Regions from separate parts of the Homo sapiens genome. Here region 1 is linked to region 2. The links are chromatin loops, found by intact Hi-C in ENCODE. Cell type or tissue: pancreas. All regions are shown on one strand. Links, peaks and the distances in the headings refer to the core of each region. The heading gives the core; the rest is flanking DNA. Region 1 overlaps MED15 (mediator complex subunit 15). Region 2 has its middle 120 kb from the start of MED15.

Region 1 (8,262 bases), core at 1-8,000, 48 kb before region 2:
TGAATGGGTGCCCTTCATTTGTTTTTCTTCCCACTAGAAATCTCCCTGCCTCCCATCCTCTGGGCTCTGCTGGCTGCCAGCTGCCAGGGTGAGACCCGTGTTCCACTGCACCCTGGGGAGTGCCTCCAGGGGACACACTGAGTGCCGGAGCCAGGAGCAAGGAACGGTTCCCAGTATGTGGGGGCGGGGGTGGGGATCGCGCAGTGCCGCCAGCCTTGCCTGAGGGTTCCTCTGTGAGATGGAGCTCCCTGGACCAGCCTTTTTGCCCTCCCACCTCCTCTCTGGCCCACTCGGTGTCCACCTGCCTTCAGCTCCAGGCTGCTGTGTGGGTCCCTTTCCCAGAAATGCAGTTCAGGCCATTGTTGCTGGGGTGGTGGTGTTGCTGGGGTGTTGATGTTTAGCGTGCCTGAGCTCCCTTCATCACTAGGATGACCTTGAGCAAGTCACTTCCCTCTGAGCTCCCTGTTCCCAACCTGTGACACACAGGTGACAGGTGGTGTGCACTCAGAAACTCCTTCCCTAGGATGTGTGACATTCTTGTCCTGGGGCCTTTGCTAGCTGTGACACACCGGCGCCCGACCTCTCTGGCTGCCTCCCTAATGCCAGTTGTGTCTTCAGATGAGTCTTTGGGGGGCTGCTTCTCATCCCAGGTGCTGGACTTGGACTGTCCACCACTGACACCTGGGCACAGGGCCTGGCTTTCTGCTCTTGTGCTCTTGGAAATGAAAGGGTGCCCCTCGTTTGTTTTTCTTCCCACTAGAAATCTCCCTGTCTCCCATCCTGTAGGCTCTGCTGGCCACCAGCTGCCCTGACCTGGGGCAGCTGAAGAACTGAGATAGACCTAAGTTCTGGGTGGGTGCTTGGAGGCCCCACGGGCGTGGCTGGTGAGATTGCCGCTTCAGGGCCAAAGTGGGTGCCGGGCTTCCTGAGGTTCGAGAGCAGATGAGAACTCTTGAGTGGCAATGAGGGCTGTGTGGTGGCCTTCTCTGCTTGGCAGCCTCTGCCCAGCCTGCAGCTGCCTTGCTCCTCAGAGAAGCGCTGAGCTTTAGGCCACAGAAAAGAGCTGACCATCTTCTAGAAGGGACAGCTGCTCAGGCACAGGCGCCTCTCTGGAAGAGGCAGTCAGGTAGAGGCAAGGGGAGGGGCCCTGACCTTCAAGCAGGAAGAGAGGTGAGCTTGTGAGACAGCTTTCTGGGGTGCAGGTAGAGAGTAGCAGCAAGTCAAGCATGGGTCAGAAAAGGCAGAGTTGGGCTGAGCATGGGGCCCAGAGTCTTTGCTTCCCACTCCTCGGTGCCGTCTGTGGTTCTCTGTATGGAATTTTCTGGCCTTGGGATTTTGTTGACACCTGGATAAGTCTAGAACATGTGTTCCGGTGTCTGGGACATGCCCTTACTCCTCTTCAGCTAGGGCTCTGTGCACCCCAGCACCGTGAATGCACAGGACTTTGGTGGGAGAAATCTCTGTACTTGTTCAACTCAGCATTTAGCAAATGAAGTCACATCAGTCCCCGTTTCTGACCTTGCTAACCTTTGCGAGAATCACCGCGAGCCATTTTGCTCCATTAGGTAGAGTGATGAGGCCCGGCAGGCCGAGGCTGGGGCTCCTGCACTCTGTCCCTCCTCTCCCAGGCAGAGGTGTCTTGACCACAAAGCAGTGGGAACAGTCCATTCCATCGGTTGATGTCCCACTGGGCCAGTGGCTTTGGATAGGGACCTCTGACCCAGCTGTGCTGGAAGTACCCTGTTGTGGTCACGCTCTGTGCCTTAGCCCCCCACCCCCTGGTCTCCCAGCACACGTGGTTCAGGAACGGCCTGCACCCAGCATCCCTTGCAGCACTGTCAGGCACAGCCCATGGAACAGGCAGGACAGAAAGAGCATTTCGCTCCAGGAGCTTGGTCCACGTGGTGCTGAAAGGGCAGTGCCACCCTGCCCTCTGCTGCCTGGTGGGGTGGTGAGGAGGGCAGCATTCTGTTTGTGGGCTCTGGGCCTGGTCCCCAATTTAAGGAGCTTAGAAAGCAGCTGTCCTATCCCAGTACTCACAGCACTGTGGTGGAAGTGCTTGGGGGGTGGTGTGAGCCGTGGCCCGAGACAGGCGTTCATGGCCAGAGTGCCCCAGGAGAAGCACTGAGTTGGTCTACAGAAATGGATGGTCCAGGGGCCTGGCTCCTAGGCAGACTGTGAGGGGATGCTTGGCATGCAGGGGGTTGACTAGGGTGTGGGAAATGTAGCAGGGCCTTCAGGGTTCCCCCAGTGTGACAAGGCATCCCTCTTTGCTGAGAGTCCCTCTAGGGGAGGCCAGACGCCCAGGGCTGGCAGGCAGCTGTTCTCCCCATCAAAGCAGCCATCTGTGCTCCACCCCAGGAAGGTGTGGGTGTTTTACATATGCTTATCCCTGATGCCTGGGTGGTGTGGTTTCATCCCTAGAGTTTACGGATGAAGACAGTGGTGTCCCTGGTGCAGACACTGGGGTGATTGATCTTATTTGTGTCGTGGCCAGCAAGGCCTGGGGAGCAGAGCAACAGCCTTGCTTTGCATACACACAGGGCCTCAGAGGACTCAGGTGCACACCTGCATGGCAGAACCAGGCTCTGGGCCCAGGTGTCTGACACTGAGTAGCTCGCCTCTCCCAGGGGCGCTGGTGTGGGCCGATGCAAGTGCCACCATGGGTGTGTGTGTGGCTCCCTGGGCCACCTCACTCCAATTAAGCAGGTCCAGGTGGGACAGCCTGGGACCAGCCCTGCAGCAGCATGTGTTAACCACAACAGATGGCTGTAGCCACCAGGCTTGTCCTTGGTGCAGTCAGCCTGGGGGCTGCGGGGGCTTGTGGAAGCATGTGGGAAGACGGTCCCACTGGTCAGCAGAGCAGGGTCCTCACCGACCCACAGAGGAGCATGTCACAGGACAGGCAGGCGTGTCAGGGAAGGCCAGGCTAGTGCCAGCCAAGGGCATTGCCTCCCAGACTGCCCTTTTCCTCACACTCCCACGACACAGCCCTCAAAGCCTGTGCCCCTGTGGGTCCCTGGCCAAGGAGCAAGGGCTGCCCTGCCTGGGCCCCCCCCGCCAGCCCCTTGGTCACCTCATGCTGTGTGCCAGGCTGGGGGAGTGTGCCTGTGTGTATGTCCAGGTGGCATTTGGATGAAGACACAGGTGTGTGGTGAGGCTGTGCGGGAGGATGGGCCTATGCGTGCGGTGGGCAGGTGGTGTGGAGGCAGGCGGGCGGGCGTGTGGCAGCGCGCCGGCTGAGCCCCTCCACTTCCAGGTCAGCCAGAGCAGCCTCCCCATGCTGTCCTCGCCGTCACCGGGCCAGCAGGTGCAGACCCCGCAGTCGATGCCCCCTCCCCCCCAGCCGTCCCCGCAGCCCGGCCAGCCCAGCTCACAGCCCAACTCCAACGTCAGGTAGGCCTGGCCTGGGGTGCCCCTCCCCACCTGGCCCTCGAGGCTGGCCCTGCCTGGACCCCGGCTCACATGTTTCTCTCACTTGGCTGCAGCTCTGGCCCTGCCCCATCTCCCAGTAGCTTCCTGCCCAGCCCCTCACCGCAGCCCTCCCAGAGCCCAGTGACGGCGCGGACCCCACAGAACTTCAGTGTCCCCTCACCTGGACCTTTAAACACACCTGGTAAGTTGGGCCTGAGGTGCTAAGGTCACTCCTCACCTTTATGAGGCCTCAGCTCATACTGGGTGTGCGAGCTCTGGGGCCCTCAGAGCTCAAGTTCCCCACCCGAGGGTCGAGGGCTGTGGCCTCACCCGCCTGTGTCCTGCAGTGAACCCCAGCTCTGTCATGAGCCCAGCTGGCTCCAGCCAGGCTGAGGAGCAGCAGTACCTGGACAAGCTGAAGCAGCTGTCGAAGTACATCGAGCCCCTGCGCCGCATGATCAACAAGATCGACAAGAACGAAGGTAGGCTGCAGCCAGGGCAGGGGCCTGCACCCTGGGGACACCACCAGGCTTGTGTCTTAGTGTGTACCCTCTTCTGTCCCAGACAGAAAAAAGGACCTGAGTAAGATGAAGAGCCTTCTGGACATTCTGACAGACCCCTCGAAGCGGTGAGCTTTGCCCACAGCCCACGGAGGGTCCACAAGGGCACAGATAGCCCAGCCATGGATGGGCACTTGGTGATGATGTGGGTTTAACAAAGGCACCAGGCAGCTCTTTGGACCCTGGCCAGAGGCCTCCAAGGCTCCACTCTGGTGTGTGCTGGGGCTTCAAGCCCAGGCTTCATCTTGGCCCATGCCCAGCCTTTGCCCTATTCCTGGCTGCTGCTGTGGCCCTCATGCTGGGCCATCACAGCCAGACCTCATCCAGTCAGCAGCCAGGGGCCCAGCTTGCAGTGGCCTGACCATCAGCTGGCCCAGATGGGCCTGAGCCTGACCTGGAGTTCTGCCCCTGACTTGCTGGTGACCATGGGCAGGCGACTGCATCTCAGTTACCCCATTTGTAGCCCACGTGTGTTGTCATGAAAATGAAACAAGGTGGCGCTGGTGAGAAGCAGGTGGAAGGCAGGGCTGCTGGCCACAGGCTGCTGTGAGGATCAGAGCTCGGGCAGTACCTCCAAACTGCATGGGCATTGGCATATACCTCCCTTTCACCTCAACTCAGGCTATCCCCCAACCCCTGTCTAGAAGGGTCTCTCTGTTCTGCTTGTCTGGATAGAATGCCAGTCACTATTGGGTGGTCCTCCAGGTCTTCATGGGTTGATCCTTTGTTAGGGTTATAGGGATGAGTGGGGCAGGGACTGGCCTACATGACAATGAGGCATTCACAGCCTGATCAGGGGCCTGGCCACTGTCCCTTCTCTTGACCCATCACCTCACTCTGCCAACCAGGGACAAGCAGCTCCTGGGGTTGAGGGCTGCCTGCCTTCAACTCTGGGTCTGGGAACAGCTGGTCAACTGGTAGGAGCTCCTGCAGAGGTTTCTGATGGCTGAGGCCCAGTGGCAGTAGTTGGGATCCTGAGCCTGAGAACTGCCATGTCTTCCACTCTTTCAGCCCAAGTCCTCTCTCTCTGCAGGTGTCCCCTGAAGACCTTGCAAAAGTGTGAGATCGCCCTGGAGAAACTCAAGAATGACATGGCGGTGGTGAGTGGGATGCCAGACACCCCTAGGGGAACCAGGGCTCTCCTAAGAGCTCCTGGGAGTGCTGCTGAGAGGGCCTTCAAGGTCAGGGCATCTGGGCGGGGGCCGGGCCTGACCTTGGACCCTGCCCACGAGGCTTCCTGGCCAGGTCTGCTGTGCTGGGTGGGAACATGGGAGAAGTCACCCTCTGTCTACGGCCCCCGTGGGTGCCTCCTTCACCCATTTCAGAGGAGGCAGGGACTGTAGGGAGGATAGGCTGTGGGGGTGGGGGATTATTCCCAGGATCAGCCAACATTGTCTGCACAAGGGTGGAGGCTGTGAGAGAGGCCTCGGGAATCTGACTGTGAGTGACCATGGGCCTGGGGTGTGAAGGCCCCCTAAATGGGGAACCCTCGGGTCCCGGGCTGCTGACCGTGCCCATCCTGTCTCCAGCCCACTCCCCCACCGCCCCCGGTGCCACCGACCAAACAGCAGTACCTATGCCAGCCGCTCCTGGATGCCGTCCTGGCCAACATCCGCTCACCTGTCTTCAACCATTCCCTGTACCGCACATTCGTTCCAGCCATGACCGCCATTCACGGCCCACCCATCACGTATGTCCAGCTGGGCTGGGCTTTGCGGAGGGCGGCCAGCCCTGGGCCGCGTGTGCCAGGTGTGGTCACCATGCCGCCTCCCCAGGGCCCCAGTGGTGTGCACCCGGAAGCGCAGGCTTGAGGATGATGAGCGGCAGAGCATCCCCAGTGTGCTCCAGGGTGAGGTGGCCAGGCTGGACCCCAAGTTCCTGGTAAACCTGGACCCTTCTCACTGCAGCAACAATGGCACTGTCCACCTGATCTGCAAGCTGGGTGAGTGTCCAGAGGGCCGGGACTGGTGTGGGAAAGCAGGCCCTGACCGCAGCCCCAGGACTCTGCCATCCAAGCCAGATGGCACAGCGCCCAGAACCCACCCTGTGTTCACGCCCCGCCAGGCTGTCTGCTCTATCCTCACACACACCGGGCTCCAGACAGCCTGGCCATGCCTCAGTCCCCACTGCCAGAGCCCGCACACTCTCACCTCCCCAACACAGATGTGGCTTTGCTTGCCTGGGCCCTAGGGAGGTGGTAGGCAGGACCTCTGGGCACCCATCAATGCAGAGCACTCCAGGCTTCACGTTTGGAAATCTGAGAGTCAGAGAGACCTCCTCCAGGCTTTGCCACAAGCTTCACCAGAACCTCCCTGGGTGTGGAGTCCTGTTCCAGAGCAGGGCTGTGAGGCAGGGCAGGCCGGGGCTTGTCCAGGTCACAGATAGAGCCTTCTGTGTTGCAGATGACAAGGACCTCCCAAGTGTGCCACCACTGGAGCTCAGTGTGCCCGCTGACTATCCTGCCCAAAGCCCGCTGTGGATAGACCGGCAGTGGCAGTACGGTAGGTAGACCCAGAGGAGCTGTCTGGGGACCCAGGGCAAGCAGGGGTCATTGTGGAAAACCAGGCTTCCACTGCAGCAGGGACAGCCTCTGTGTGCTCCTGCCCCTCCCCAGCTCAGGCCCCTCCCTCCCCTCTTCTGGCTCCTCCTGCACAGACAGCAGCGGGTTTTCCAGTGGTCGCCTGAGAGAAAAGGGTCTCTGCTCCCACTGTGTCCCTTCGCCCCTTCAACTTGTGTCACGTCAGCTGTCCAGGGTGGTTGTGTTCAGTGGGTGAGGGGTGAGTAAGCCCATGGCTCAGGGACAGTCCCCGCTCTTCCCAGAGGCCACTAGCTTCCCAGAGGCCACTACCTTGGCAGGGCTGCCAGGTTCCACTGGTAGCTTGGGCACACAGGGCCCAATCTGGGTGCTGTGGCTCCAGAGAGAACCACGGTGGCAGGGGGCAGTCTCTGAGCCCAGAGCTGGCACACAGCAGAGCTGGCACACAGCAGAGCTGGCACACAGTAGAGCCAGGCTGGGTCCCCAAGGTTGTTAGAGGCAGAGCCCTAGATCCTGTTCAGATTTGGTTCTCACTGACGATGAGGCTCTGGGAGGAGAGCCCAAAGGCCGGGCAGCGTGCAGGACACATCACCTCCTGGTGCTTCGGCCCGCGCCTGGGGCTACCCCTTCCCAGAGCACTGCCGGGTGTGCCAGGAGCGAGCGCAGCGCCGGCCGCCTTAGGTTCACGCCCACTGCTCTGTTGCAGACGCCAACCCCTTCCTCCAGTCGGTGCACCGCTGCATGACCTCCAGGCTGCTGCAGCTCCCGGACAAGCACTCGGTCACCGCCTTGCTCAACACCTGGGCCCAGAGCGTCCACCAGGCCTGCCTCTCAGCCGCCTAGCCAAGACTGCAGGGATGGCCCGCAGCCTCATCGGGGCCAAGGACACACGCCTCCTGTCAGACACTTCTAGGTGTTGGCTTCCTTAGAGAGCCTGGGGTTAGGTTAGCTTTCCTGCTTTTATCTTCTGCCTTGGGGACCTGCCAAACGAAATCCCACACCTGTACAGAACTGGGATAGGCGCAGTGGAGCGGGTTGCTTGGGGGGCGTTGGCCGACTTCTTAGAGAAGGCCCTCCATGTGACTTCCTCCCAGGAGCCAGATGCGATCCTCAGGCTGCTCTCACCGTGGCCTGTCCACGGTCCAGGTCCATCTCAGCAGCGTGAGGGTGCACTCAGGGTGTTGTTAGAGCGTCTCGTGTGTGCTAGACGCACCCCTACTCGTTCCTATAGAACACAGAGGACATAGGAAACCCTTAAAACACACATGGGATTCTCTGGTCACAGTTTTGGGTTCAGGCTATGCTGCTTTGGGCAGGTGGAGCACCCCCCGAGGAAGCCTGCAAGTCCAGGGCACAGGCTGCCTTTTGGAGGGAGGGCTGGCCCATAGGTGCTGCTGGCTCCCCGCCACCAGCTGGGCCTCAGCCCTCACGGCATTCCTGCTGAGCACCGTGGGGCACCCAGGGAGCAGGGGCGTCAGGGATCCTGCTGCCGGCACCCCTGTGCCGCTGGCATGAGGGCCGTGTCCCCACTGTGAAGGATGAAGAGCAAGGCCCTCAGGACCCGTGTCCTCAGAGCACCACACACTGAGCACCCAGAGACAGCGGGCCTGGCAGCGGGCCGGGCCATGCAGGGAGCGCCTCCCTATGTTGCCTGCCACTCTGGGCACCGGCCAGCACCCTCTGGTGAGAAGAGGTCCCCCCTTTTTATGTGCACTACCCCACCATCTGTGATTATAATAAATTTATTATTCC
Region 2 (8,319 bases), core at 196-8,195:
AGATTGTCATTTTATCTTTCCGACCCAGATGGACTCCATCTTGACTCAAAGACAACCAGAACATCACCAAGCATCTCCTACAGGGCAGGCTTGGTACTAGGTGGTTTTATTTAGATTATTTCATGGAATGTTCAGGAGAATTGCTCCCTCTTCACTCCTGAATTCTTGATGCAGTTCTTCCACTTTCGCCCTTTCTTCTCGTCTCTGTCTCATTCAGCTCCCTCATTACAAACCTTCCAACTGGCTGGATGGCGCAGTTGCTCAACCAGCAGAGAGCACTGGGGTAGCCCCAAATAAATGTTCATGTCATCTCCAAATTACCAGCACTATTCCCAGGTCCCAATTCAAGACAAAACCTTATCAGCCTCATCAGTGAGAGCACGTTTTCACCGAGCTGAGTAAAAACTTAGGTACAAGACCATTCAGTGGGGAAAACACTCATTTCTTTGAAGAATGGTGCTGGGAGAACTGGATATCCACATGCAAAAGGATGAAGCTGGACCCCTACATCACACCATATACAAAAATTAAGTCACAATAGGTCAAAGCCCTAAGTATAAACACTAAAACTGTTAAACTCTAAACAAAAAACATGGAATTACATTTTCAAGATCTTGGATTTGGCAATGGATTCATTCTTATTTGGTTTTTAACTTCATTGTGAGCCAATTTAGCATCCAAAATTCCAGTAGGTTTGGTAAAAATTGACAAGCTGATTCTAAAATTATAGCAAAAATGTAAAGGGCAGGCCGGGTGCAGTGGCTCACACCTGTAATCCCAGCACTTTGGGAGGCTGAAGCAGGTGGATCACTTGAGGTCAGTAGTTTGAGACCAGCCTGGCTAACATGGTGAAACCCCATCTCTGCTAAAAAAAAAAAGAAAACACCAAAAATTATCCGGGCATGGTGGAGTGTGCTGTACCTGTAATCTCAACTACTTGGGAGACTCAGGCAGGAGAATCACTTGAAGCCGGGAGGCGGAAGTTGCAGTGGGCCAAGATCATGATACTGCACTCCAGCCTGGGTGATAGAGTGACTCTGTCGAAAGAAAGAAAGAAGGAAAGAAAAAAAAGAAAAAGAAGAAAGAGAGAGAGAGAGAGAGACAGACAGACAGACAGAAAGAAAGAAAGAAAGAAAGAAAGAAAAGAAAGAAAGAGAAAGAGAAAGAGAGAAAGAAAGAGAGAGGGAGGGAGGGAGGAAGGAAGGAGAAAAAAATGTAAAGGACAAAGAAAATCTAGACTCTTCTTAAAGGACAACTCACCTCATCCTGGTCATCTTGGCGTCTTCATGATTATGAGCATGAGGACTTCTAGAATTCTCTCTCTCTGTCCCCTGTCCTCTCTAGGATTCCACAGTCTTCCCAGGTGACCAATACTTGGGATCCACCTTTCAGGCAAGGTCCTCTTCTTACCCATGGGGCTTACATATCTAATCCAGTGGTTCTTACCCAGAGCTGTGCACTGGCACCAGGACACCCCAGGCACACTTGGGGCAGCCCCTAGAGATTCGGTTGGTCTAGTTTGGAGTCTTCTTCCACAAACGCGACTGTGATTGATTTACATCTGTGACTGAATCCCTAGTGAAGATGCCTAATTGCAGCACAGTGACCTCAGTGACGCTAGCCCTAAGCATAGCCACCCAGAAGAACAGGGCATTTGGCCAAGCGAGAGTGGTGTTCTGAGGAGGGTCCTGGTCACACACCTCCATCTGTCTCCACACCTGTCTGGCCATCTGGGCCCAGCTAATCGGAGTCCAGTACCTCTTTTCTTGGTCTCAGGCCCACACAGCTTCACTCTTCGCATGTAAGCCATGCCCCTCTGAATTTCTGATGCCACTATCTTATCTCCAGTGCTGGAGTTACTACTTCTTTCAGGGAACATCACAATTCTTTCCGCATTTGAAACTTCCCACTTTCAAAAGTTTTGTCTTTCTCAGTGTCACCTCCTCTGTCTAAGGGTAGGGCCCAGGTGTGAGAAGCAGGGAACTAAGAGAACCATCCTGACTCTCGGGGAGCTGTTCTGCCTTGGCCCGTTGCTGTGAGGACACACGTCCATGGTACTGAGACAGCCAACAGCCCTGGGAACCAGAAACCTCACCCTCCTATGAGCAGGTCATGGCAGGTAGACACAAGCCTTGTTCTGGGGGCCAGGCTAAGAATGTCCCATGGATTGAACAGTAGAGACATTGACCCTGTTTGAGGTGTGAATTCTAGATTTGAGCTCCAGCAGTGCAGTTAGAAGCAGCCGACCTGCCTCTAGTTCCTAAGCCCTCGTACCCATCACACTGTTCTACAGAAGTGGCCACTTGATCCCCTAAAGCTGTGCCCTCAATGGACACTTTGTTCACATTTAAGTGAATATGATCCTTTTAAAAATTAAAAATACATATTTTAAAGATAGTCTTACCCTGTCACCCAAGACGGAGTGAAGTGGGATGAACACAGGTCACTGCAGCCTCAATTCCTGAAGTTGAGGAGTCAACTGCCTCTGTCTCCAAAGTAGCTGAGACTACAGGCGTACACCACACCTGGTTTCATTCAGGTGAATATAATCTTTGCTGCCAGCATCTCACCCTTTGATAGTAATCACATCCTCTTAAGAGGGCTTTGGAAACAATTGGCCTTGGCTAGCCAATCCCAGGTTTTCGCTTCCATGAGGGTCTCCAGCTTCACACAATATTGTGCCCATATCTGTAGCGGCCTTGGTTTTTAATTGCAAACAACAGCATCCACCCACATCAGTGTTGGTAAAAAATAAATTGCTTTTTTTTTTTTTTTTGAGACAGACTCTCGCTGTCGCCCAGGCTGGAGTGCAGTGGTGTGATCTCGGCTCACTGCAAGCTCTGCCTCCCAGGTTCACGACATTCTCCTGCCTCAGCCTCCCAAGTAGCTGGGACTACAGGTGCCCACCACCATGCCCGGCTAATTTTTTGTATTTTTAGTAGAGACGGGGCTTCACCGTGTTAGCCAGGATGGTCTCGATCTCCTGACCTTGTGATCCACCCGCCTCAGCCTCCCAAAGTGCTGGGATTACAGGTGTGAGCCACCACGCCCGGCCAAGGTATTGCTTCTTTAAGAATGGAGCTGTTAATACTGCTGGTACCAGAAACATTAAAAAAGAAAAATCCTGCATGAGGGCCAGAGGAGGAGTACAGGAGAGTGAGATGGAGTGGAATCCTCCAGTGGGTGATAGATGGATGGACAGACAGATGAATAGACAGACGAACAGATGAACAGACGGACAGACATGAATAAACAGGTGGACAGACAGATGAATAGATGAACAGACAGATGGACAACTGGATAGATGGACAGATGAAACTAATAATCTGAGAAATCAGAAAAGCTTCATGAAAAAAGTGGGACTGAGCTGTGTCTCCACGGATAGATATAAAAGCAGAGGACTCTCCACTTGAGTCGAGAATGACCCAGTGTCCTGATCCAGAGAGGAAGCCAGCCTGGCTTGACTGGGAAATTTGTGGGAGGACTCAGAGGCCCTTAAAATGAGGCCAGGTGAGGTTGGGCTGATCCGAGCCAGCTCAGGACTCCTCTGCCACACAGCACAGCTGCCTTAGGGGACACATTACTCAGGGAGTTGCTGGGACCTACTGGGCCCAGCATTGCCACCAGCACCAACAGCTTCAGAGAGGGGGGACACACACTTGGGGTGACTCCAAGACTGTGGGTGGCACCTGCCTCAAACAGGGGACAGGCACAGGGACACCTCTCGGGGTCTGGCACCCCCACGCACTGTGCCTAGGTCCCAACAACGCCCACTGCAGCCCTGTGCCCATCATGCCCAGAAGGTTTCCGCTTCAGCCTGGCCCCTGTACTGGCCCCAGGAATTTGGACCCAAGCCTCAGTCACTGGGTAAACAGCAGTGGGAACCAGCTCATTACTCTAGGTAAGTGGCTCTTACAACCTTCCCCAGCCAGTTCCACCCTCTGTTGTCTCTGGAAAATATGTTTTCTCTCCCTGGGGTGGCTTCTCCTCTGCCCTCCCAGCCTTAATCACTGACCCCTACCTTTCTCTATGGGTCCTGGGGGAGGTGGGTTAGTCTTGAGGTAACCAGCAGAAGGGCCCCAGGTTCCAACAGCCAGACGCAGCCTGGTCCCGGGGCCTGGGCTGGGTTTAGGCAAGGTCAGAGTTCCTTCACCTCTTTCAGGGCAGGCACCCGAGGTGCGGGGCAGAGGCCAGTTCTGACTGGCACACTGCAGTAGCATCAGAGACACCCCCCGGACCCCAGGGTCTAGGCTGATGGCTGGATGCCCATCCAGCCTGGGAAGGCCACACGGGGGCCTGGGGACAAAGGGGTCACCATGAGGTGACATCAATGCAGGTGCAGAGAGGGCTCTGGGTCTAGGCTGCAGCTCTCTGGCCTCTGCTGGGTCATGAGGACACAGGGACAAAAAAAGAAGATGGGTCAGATGGGGCAAGATGGCCAGAGCCCAGCCCTCCCAGAATAGTCATCAGAGAGGAGCAGATCCCTTAGGGCAGAGACATATTTGTCCCTGGAGCCCCTTCACCCCTGGGGCCTGGCGTCTCACTGTCCATGGGTCAGTCTCCCACCTTCCTCAAAGGGCACGTTAGACTCAGGAGGTGACAAGAGGGGAGCGAATGGGGGGTGCAGAGGACTCTACGGCAGCCAGCTGAAGTCTAGAGTTGTCAGAGTCCGTGGAGGCAGGCATGGGGGGCTGCTGTGTCCCGTGGTCCAGGGGAGCAGCCCCAACACCACAGTGGAGGTGAAGGGTCCTATGGTTGGGGTGGTGGGGACAAGGGAGGTGAAGAGCGGTGGAGGAGCCCCGGGGCTTGTCTGGGTGCAGCCCACCCTTCATCAGGAAAGCTGAATGGGATGGGCTGGGGCAAAGCCTGGTGCCCCAGGGGACAGGAAGCTCCAGGCCCCACCAGGCTTGGGCCTTTCCACACTCTGCCAGGATAGTCCTGTGGGCTGGGCGGGGACGTGCAAATTCCAAACTCAGACTCCAGAGACCAGAGAGGAGGGAGCACAGCCTGCCCTGGGTACACACAGGGAAACAGAGGCTGCAGAGGAGGGCTGGGCCAGGGCTCCTAGAAAAGGTGACTTGGGAAGAGCTCCTAGGAAGGTGCGGGCTGGCTGCTCTGCAGAGGTCTTGAGTGAAAAGGAGGGGAATGAGGAGGGAAGAGGCAGCCCCGGGTGGACTGGACAGCCATGCCGTGAACCTCACAGAGACTTTAGACAGAGAGGGGGCTCTACAACACCCCAGTACTCCCTCTGCCTCTCTTGCCCCCTCCTCTGTCCACACAGGTCTGCCCAAGGCCGCCCCTTTGGACACTCTGAGGAACTCCAAGCCAACAAGATGCCTCTCATTAGTGACTTCTACCCTGATGCCGTGATGGTGGCCTGGAAGGCAGAGGGCACCACCATCACCCTGGGCATGAAGACTGCCACACCCTCCAAACAGAGAAACACAAGTACACGGTTAGCAGCTACCTGAACCTGACGTCTGACCAGTGGAGGTCCCCCAGCAGCTATGTTCTTAGGCCCCTCACCCCACCCACAGCAGCCAGGAGCTGCAGGATCCCAGGGCAGGGGTCTCCCCTCCCACCCCAAGGCATCCAGCCCTTCTCCTTGCACCCAATAAACCCTCAGTAAATATCCTCATTGTTAATCAGAAATTCTGCTCCCTGTCTTCATTTCTTACCTTTCATATAATTTGACACTTCCCCCAGGTTCTCAGTGGGGGATGGGGGAATCCTGACACTCAGTGGGAAAATAGCTTGTGGGAGAGGCTCCCAGGCTCCCAGGGGCATCTGCTGGAGAAACAGGCCAGGCAAGGAGCAATCTGATCACTGAAGACCAGTCCCTCTGCCCTCTCCCTCCTCCAATTCCCCGCTGCAGCACTCCCTCCCCCAACCCCCCGCCACTCCCTGCCTCCTTTCTGGATGGAGCTGTCCCTGGCTGGGCCTTCAGATATGCCCTCTGTCCTTGCCCTAGTAAAGACACTCTTCCCACCTACGACCTCTTTTTCCTCAGCCTGGAAGTAACACTCTGGGCCTGGAGTTCCTCTGCCCGTGGCCCTGGCCCCTGGAATCCCCTCCTCCCTCTCTGCCCAACTCCCCACCCCTGAGAGCTGGACTGTCCAGAATACTCCAGCACCTTCAAATTCATGAGCTGTTAAATTTGGGGCCCACCTCGATTCTTCACCTGCCAGCAGGTTCACAGGTGTAAGAAAAATCGGAGGAAGGCAAGAAGGAAACACACACAAAAGGCTTGCAGGAGGCTCAGGACACTTGCCAAAGATAGGCTCTAAGCTCCCCAGGAACCAGAGCAAGAAGGGTAACAGGAGCTCCATCATTTCTATGAGATTTAACAAAGCCTTTGCTTGAGGGAAGTTGGTGTTTTCAATGCTGAGGCCAGGCATCTCCTCAGAACTAACAGTGGGGATGTGTTTTTTGTCTGTTTGTTTTGTTTCGTTTTGTTTTGAGACGGAGTCTCACTCTGTCGCCCAGGCTGGAGTGCACTGGTGCAATCTCGGCTCACTGCAAGCTCCGCCTCCCAGGTTCACGCCATTCTCCTGCCTCAGCCTCCCGAGTAGCTGGGACCACAGGCGCCCACCACCATGTCCGGCTAATTTTTTGTATTTTTTTTTAGTAGAGGTGGGGTTTCACCGTGTTAGCCAGGATGGTCTTGATCTCTTGACCTCGTGATCTGCCCACCTTGGCCTCCCAAAGTGCTGGGATTACAGGTGTGAACCACCACTCCAGGCAGTGGGGATGTGTTTTACCCAATCCCTTAGTATTGATTGGATTTGGGCTCCGACACCTGCACAGGTGACTGCCTGGCAGCCCCAGAACACGGAGATGTTCTCAAGTGTGTGGCACAGAAAGTCACTGGCTGCCTTTGGGGGGCATTCTTTTTGGGAAACACCTCTCCATTGGATCCTGGGCCTCAGGTGGAAAACCAGGTCCTGCCTCGGGACTTTCTCTGTGAGGCTCCCTGGGTCTGGGGCTCCAGCCATTCTCCGAGAGGAAGGTGCCAGGAGAGAGAGCAAGGCCCAGCCCCACCTAGTCTTTCCTGCATGGTCCCTGCTCTGGTAGAGACAGGGTTTGGCCTGGCTGGGTTCCACACCTGCTGAAGGATGCACAGATGGTAGATGCCCAGTCTGACCCTGGGTCTACCCAGGGCTAACCCCCTTCCCTGAGGCCAGACTGAGGAGGCTGAGCCTGCCCAGGTCCTGCAGGTGTTCAGGGCAGCACAGACAGTGGGTGCCCAGGCCCCTGACCCAAGGTCACCCTTCCCTCTTGAGGCTGTGCTAGGCAGGGCCAGGAGACAGTACTGAACACACCAATCCCCTTGTGGCTCTGTGGGGTTGGGGACCTACACTCCTCAGTCTACATCGAGCCGGTGTAGGAGACAGGCAGAAGCAGGAGGGTCCTCGGAGTCCACAAAGCAGAGCAGGGGCAGGTGCTCGTGTGCCCATTTCACCGAAGAGAGAACTGAGGCTCCACGGGAAGGGAAGTGACCTGCCCGGGTCAACATGGTGAGCTGCTGCCTGACCCACCCCCAGCCTCTTTCCACAGCTCCTCAGTCCTTCATTCATTCACTCACACACTCATTCAGCAAACCCTCAGTGAGCACAGCTGTGGGCCAGGTGCTGGTGCAAGACCAGGACCACCTGCCCTGGAGAAGCTCATGAGCTGGAGGACAACAGGGAGACACCACTGCACCCCCCTGTCCTCAAGTCCCCAAGGTTGGAGCTTGGCCCAGGGAGCGCCTGGGGCAGCAGGGGCATCTCCCCCTACTTAGCAGAAGATTTAACTGAAAGAACCATCTGACGGAGCCCCAGCTGTCATCCCTGGGCCACAGTGGGAACATCACAGTCCCTCATCAACCCTCACAGTGACCCTGAGGCCCAGGGCAGCCATGGTCCACCTCACATAGGGCAGGCCGACCATGAGGAATGCACCACGGTTGCCTCATAGCGACCCTGAGCTCTAGAGCTGCCATTGCCCACCTTATAGAGGGGATGCTGACCAGGAGGGAGGCACCAACCAGGGCCACCCAGGCTCCGGCCAGCCTGAGAGTGGCCCAGCTGGCCCTGTGCCTGCACTGCCCTGCACCTGCTGCCCTGCCCAGCTCAGACCCTGGTCATATCCTCAGGAGTGATGGCCCCACAGCACCAGGGCAGGGTAGGTCCACACTGGGAGAGCCCCTAAAGGTACAGAGAAGAGCACTGGAGTCCAGGGAGGAGGGATTGTCCCGGCCCTGGTCCTGCCTCGCTGTGACCAGGGCTGAGGCATTTGCTCTAAATCAGATGGGGGAGGGGCATCTGTGGCTTCCTC

What was found. Peaks named below come from ENCODE experiments on the same cell type or tissue, not always from the same donor. Only the 100,000 strongest peaks of a DNase experiment are listed, where the experiment ranks them.
Region 1: it touches region 2 in a loop (4-fold over the local background); 2 of 110 quality-filtered maps call a loop at or near these places.

Annotation. Positions count from the first base shown.
Region 1 is chr22:20,579,352-20,587,613 of GRCh38, forward strand. It overlaps MED15 (mediator complex subunit 15), which reads left to right. Exons shown (of 18, transcript NM_001003891.3): 10 at 3,260-3,396; 11 at 3,489-3,616; 12 at 3,762-3,896; 13 at 3,979-4,042; 14 at 5,008-5,074; 15 at 5,504-5,664; 16 at 5,750-5,916; 17 at 6,377-6,475; 18 at 7,217-8,262. The coding sequence ends at 7,353. It overlaps LOC124905084 (a long non-coding RNA gene), which reads right to left. Exons shown (of 3, transcript XR_007068013.1): 3 at 8,237-8,262. Among named protein-coding and RNA genes, the nearest start is that of MED15, 76 kb to the left of the region's middle. In pancreas, for the core only: no CTCF peak of the experiment used is centred there; DNase peaks (open chromatin) are centred at 3,290, 4,270, 6,050, 7,034 and 3 weaker places.
Region 2 is chr22:20,627,310-20,635,628 of GRCh38, forward strand. It overlaps the pseudogene IGLL4P. Among named protein-coding and RNA genes, the nearest start is that of MED15, 120 kb to the left of the region's middle. RefSeq lists enhancers at 4,877-5,402, 6,590-7,332. In pancreas, for the core only: no CTCF peak of the experiment used is centred there; no DNase peak of the experiment used is centred there.